Linked DNA regions of Homo sapiens: region 1 is linked to region 2. A link is an interaction called in ENCODE POLR2A ChIA-PET data of the cell type or tissue named here. Cell type or tissue: PC-3. All regions are shown on one strand. Links, peaks and the distances in the headings refer to the core of each region. The heading gives the core; the rest is flanking DNA. Region 1 overlaps KANSL1 (KAT8 regulatory NSL complex subunit 1). Region 2 overlaps KANSL1 (KAT8 regulatory NSL complex subunit 1).

Region 1 (2,811 bases), core at 304-2,803, 60 kb before region 2:
GGTGCTGTGGCTCACACCTGTAACTGCAGCACTTTGGGAGGCTGAGGCAGACGGATCATTTGAGGTCAGGAGTTCGAGACCAGCCTGGCCAACACGGCAAAACCCCATCTCTACTAAAAACACAAAAATTAGCCAGGCATGGTGACAGGCACCTGTAATCCCAGCTACTCAGGAGGCTGAGGCAGGAAAATCACTTGAACCCGAGAGGCAGAGGTTGCAGTGAGCTGAGATCGTGCCTCTGCACTCCAGCCTGGGTGACAGAGCGAGATTCCATCTCAAAAAAAAAAGTATTGGCTCTGGTACATTTGTTCCACATTACTACAGATATCTGTAGAAAGCTGACACAACCTAGGTCATGTGACAGATGAGAATGGGTTAAGACGAAGTATGTATCCGAGTTTTTTCCTGGGTTTTACTTTACAACTAAAATGTGGGATATTTAACTCTGGACAGTTTGGTTCTCTTCTTTTTCTCCTTGTGCTTTATCCCCTCCATCTTTTTAAATTTGGTGGTAATGTCACTGATAATGCAATGTCTATTCTAATAGACTACTTTGATTTTTCTGTTTAGAGTGGAACTTTTAGATGACTCTAAAGTTCAAAGCTCAAGAAACTCTCAGAATATGGCTTGTTGCTAACTGAAAACACTTGTTTCCTGAATTTATCTGAGAGGTTTTTCTTTAATCTTATTCTGTTTTTCTTCCTTTTTTGTACCTTTTTGATACGGAATTTAAATCCATGGTTATAATGACTAAATTGTTATTTCTTTTTTTTTTTTTTTTTTTTTTTTTGTAGACAGAGTCTTGCTCTGTCCCCCAGGCTGGAGAGCAGTGGCACGATCTCGACTCACTGTAACCTCTGCCTCCCGGGTTCAAGCGATTCTCCTGCCTCAGCCTCCTGAGTAGCTGGGATTACAGGCGCGTGCTACTAAGCCCGGCTAATTTTTTTTTGTATTTTTAGTAGAGACGGGGTTTCACTATGTTAGTCAGGCTGATCTCAGACTCCTTATCTTGTGATCTGCCTGCCTCGGCCTCCCAAAGTGCTGGGATTACAGGCCTGAGCCACCGTGCCCAGCTGACTAAATTGTTATTCTTATCTAATACATACATTTTAGGTTGCAGTTAGGATTACATCATTGTATGGCTATCACAACTTTGTGAAGCAGATGTTGTTCTTATTTGCAGAGGTCAATTTATATGTTTAGGATCACATAAAGTAAGTAAAAGTGAGAACTTGTCTCCTGATCTTCCCTCTGTTTCACACTGCTTTTGAGCTAGGTAGTGAGTACTTGTGAGTGGTTTTTTGTTTTTGTTTTTTTCATGTGACTCAGCAATTTCAAGATTTCTCATTCCTGCCCCACAGTGACCCTAACTCTTACCCTGAAAACTGTTAATCTGGCAATTGTACGCTCTGGGATGATCTCAGTTTTATTTGAATCTTTTGGTTTTTAAAAGTTATCTAAATAACCTGGAGATTTCAGAACTTAGATGTCTCAGGATTTCCTGCACACTTGGAAGTAGCACATAATCCTTTGTCAATTTATCTACCAGTGTGAATGTAGCACTGTGTAGCTCACTGTGAACAGTCATTTTACTTTAGTTGGCTAATAGAACCTTTGTTTCATTAAAAGGAAAGAATCGAGATGGGACTGAAATCAGAATCAAAGTTGAAATTACCACCATTCGGGTTTTTCTGGCATGTTTGTTGCCTTAATGAGATTTAAAAAAATTTATGTTAATACATCAGGGAAGAGAAGCATAATCCACCAGCCCTGTTCTACTGGATTGACATACAAATTTCCCATCTTAGAATAGAATTAGGTGACTTAATTAGAGGCACTAGGCCTGGTAGTCAACATGTGGTGTTCCATGTGGTTCAATGTCTAGCTTTTGGTGCTACTTATCTAATAAATACAAAAGAGTTGATCTATTGATAATCCCTTTTAAACCCATTGACTATTAATAACTTTAAAGAACTAAAAACAAAAATTAATTTTTAGCCAACATGTAAGCTGAACCCTGAATTTGCAAGGAAAAAAATTAATTACTTTTACTGTATGGTTTAAGTGTGTTTATAGAGGGCGCTTTTTTTTTTTTTTTTTGGGGAGAGGGAGTCTCACTCTGTTGTACAGGCTGAAGGGCAGTGGCGTGTGGTCTGGGCCCACGGCAGCCTCCGTCACCTCCTGGATTCAAGCAATTCTCCTGCCTCAGCCTCCTATGTAGCTGGGATTACAGGCGTGCGCGACTACGTCTGGATAATTTTTTTTATTTTTAGTAGAGATGGGGTTTCACCATAGATTTCACCAATGAGAAGTCTTAAAATTGTTGAGTCACATGAAGAAAACAACAAAAAACCATTCACAGGTACTCACTACCTAGCTCAAAAGCAGTGTGAAACAAACACAGGAAAGATCTATGTTCTTAGAGTCAACAGAGCATTCTCAATTCTCTGTGGTAATAGTCTAACTGTGTAAAAAGAACGATTAAAGTACAAGTTCATAGCTAATGAAATATTTATATACAACAAATATTTCTTATGTAAACCAATACTAGCACATAGCTGGTTAACATTAAGGTGTACTATTCATGTGGTGTCACAAAAGCAAATATTGATACTGCATTTAGGTAACCAAAAAGTAATTCATCATGTAACATTTTAATGAATTTTTGTATAGCACATGGTGACAAAGCCATTTTTACCAATAAAAAGTTTATAAAAGCAATGAGCAAAATACGAGTTGAAAAGAATTCCCACTCAGGTGATAACTACAGTATATATAGTACATGTTTTTGTATGGACTAGGATAAAGCAC
Region 2 (2,811 bases), core at 277-2,776:
CACCTGTTCCCTATCTTTAAAATAAGCATAATTGTGTTTGCCTCATGGAACTGTTACAAAGATTAAGTGGCACACGCATGATGATAAACACACAGTGCCTGGCAGATAATAATGGGTTCAGTAATGTTAATTTAGACGTCTCTTCCCTGCCTTCTTATCCTCAGTTCAGATTGAGCATATCCTCTGTGCTCTATGGGACCCAAAACCCCATAAGCTTTTAGAAAATATATTAAACAGGCCGGGTGCAGTGGCTCACGCCTGTAATCCCAGCACTTTGGGAGGCCGAGGCAGGTGGATCACGAGGTCGAGATCGAGACCATCCTGGCTAACACAGTGAAACCCCGTCTCTACTGAAAATACAGAAAACTAGCCGGGCGAGGTGGCGGGTGCCTGTAGTCCCACCTACTCAGGAGGCTGAGGCAGGAGAATGGCATGAACCTGGGAAGCGGAGCTTGCAGTGAGCCGAGATGGTACCACTGCACTCCAGCCTGGGCGACAGCAAGACTCCGTCTCAAAAAAAAAAAAATATACACACACACACACACACACACACACACACACAAAATAAATTTCTAATAGTTCTAGAAGACATGCTATCAGTGACTGGAATTTGTAATTATTTTTGAAAGATGGATAAAGACAAGATAACTGTGAAGAAATAAATAGAAAGATAGCCCAAAGCACATGCCAGGAGTAAGTTGCTGTGAGGTGGGAACTGATTACAGGAGGTTTTTGACCCAGAATTAAAGGGCAGAAGGAGTAGTGATAGGACCTGGGCATTTGTCTGGGTGATAAATTTGGACTCATTTTGGAATAGCTAGGTTAGATTTTCCTTTCCTGTCCTCTCACCCCACCAGAGCCTTCTTCCTTGAAGTAGTGGTGTTTCATTCTATTCTGAAGCAGTGGATAGGGACTCTGGCGGGAACTTCTGAGCATGCCCCAAGTGGTTACCGATTCCCAGGAGGAACTGGGAGGTGAGGAAAAATGTGCTGGCTTTTAGATTTGAATATCCCTGGAAAGCTTTGCAGAAGCTTGAAAACAGACTCACACCGCTATCCATGGTGGTGAAATGTCAGAATATTGAAAACATGAAAAGGAAAATCTAAAAGTTGTACATCAGCACCAGAGGTTCCAGTCAGAGTAATAGGCAAGAAGTAAAAAAGGAATACAGATTGGAAAGAAAAGGTAAAACAGTCTCCATTTGTAGATGATGTACTTATGTCTATAGAAAATCCTACTGAATAAACAAGAAAAAGTCTATAACGAAGTAGTTTCACAGGCTACAAGGTCATTATATAGCAGTTTATTGTACTTCTATATACTAGTAATGAAGAACTGAAGTTGAAATTTTAAAAGGTACTATCTTTAATCATTTCCATCTGAGACTTTTGTCAGCCTGGCCTTCACTGCCCGTATTTCTATCAGTATTTTGGTCAAAACCATTTAACAAATCTCTAAGAAGTTCCAGACTTTCCCTCATCTTCCTGTCTTCTTCTGAACCCTGCAAACTCTTCCAACTTCTGCCCATCAGAAAACATTAATTCTTAGGAATAAACTTAACAAATTGTATTTAAGACCGGTATGTCAACAATAACTAAACGCTGTCAAGAGAAAATCAAGACAAACGTAAATAGATGGAGAGAGAGATACCACGTCAGTCGATTGAAAGATTCAGTATTGGTGGTGGAACACATGGAAGTTGTCCCCAAATTGATCTGTAGAGTCAGTGTAATACCACAAGTTTGTTGTTGTTTTTTGCAGAAGCTTAAAAGGCAAAAACCAGACCACCTACAAGTAAGAAAGAATCCGATTCCCTCTTAAATATAGCACTGGATATTAGAATACACGGAAGAATTGAATAGCTTTAAATGTTTGAGAGGAAAATGGTTTAAATCTAGAAATTCCTTTTCTAAAGGAATTGCTCAAGGATATATTCTTGGGAAAAATCTAAGAAAATGGAAAGATAAGAAACAGCATAAAAAATTCAGTCCAAAAGATGTTGATTTGTGATATTGAACATTAACCAGTCAGCTAAAAATCCCCGATAATCTCATGATGGGAATTGGCGGAGCCACAGAGGAAGGAAAGAGAGAATGGTATGTAGTTCTTATTTGGAGAGAGTATGTAGTACTCAGTACAGTGCCTGATAACATAGATAATGAATATTGTTGAATAATTGCATCCTGATTAACTTTATATTGATAGAAAAGAAGTAGGCTTAAATATGTTTTTAAATCTCTAGAATAGAAACAGGATGTTTTCAAACCAGTAAATTCAACAAACAAGGATACAAGAACAAAAACTCCATCAACCAAACCAAAAAGGTGTCTTGTTTTGTTTCCCTTTGGGACTTGAAAGTAAAAAGCTAAAGTGACCTGCTTGCAAATAGAAGAATGACCTTCAGTAATGTTCACGTAAACAGATCTTCCATATGACAGCACTTGCCCTGCCAAGTGTCAGGCCACTGGGCAAATTAAAGGAGGATGGAGTGTAGGTCTTGAACACTAGAGAGGCCAGGTGTTTGGACTAACCTGTAGCATTTTATGTTTCTTGCAGATGTTCCCACAAGCCTGCATTTCCAGAGCATGCTGAAATCTCAGTGGCAGAACAAGCCTTTTGACAAAATCAAACCTCCCAAAAAGTTATCGCTTAAGCACAGAGCACCCATGCCGGGCAGTCTGCCAGATTCAGCTCGTAAGGACAGGCACAAATTGGTCAGCTCCTTCCTAACAACAGCCAGTAAGTGTCAGGGAGCCGGGAAGTCCCCCAGAGTATCAGTGACTTTTCATTCCTTTTATATTCTCAAATTTG

The links. Peaks named below come from ENCODE experiments on the same cell type or tissue, not always from the same donor. Only the 100,000 strongest peaks of a DNase experiment are listed, where the experiment ranks them.
Region 1: POLR2A ChIA-PET joins it to region 2 with 31 read pairs; 9 of 35 experiments call an interaction of 5 or more read pairs at or near these places.

Annotation. Positions count from the first base shown.
Region 1 is chr17:46,099,734-46,102,544 of GRCh38, reverse strand. All of the region lies in intron 2 of KANSL1 (KAT8 regulatory NSL complex subunit 1), which reads left to right. Among named protein-coding and RNA genes, the nearest start is that of KANSL1, 92 kb to the left of the region's middle. In PC-3, for the core only: no CTCF peak of the experiment used is centred there; no DNase peak of the experiment used is centred there; H3K27ac peaks cover 797 bases.
Region 2 is chr17:46,039,630-46,042,440 of GRCh38, reverse strand. KANSL1 (KAT8 regulatory NSL complex subunit 1) reads left to right here. Exons shown (of 15, transcript NM_015443.4): 8 at 2,557-2,739. Among named protein-coding and RNA genes, the nearest start is that of STH, 42 kb to the right of the region's middle. In PC-3, for the core only: no CTCF peak of the experiment used is centred there; no DNase peak of the experiment used is centred there.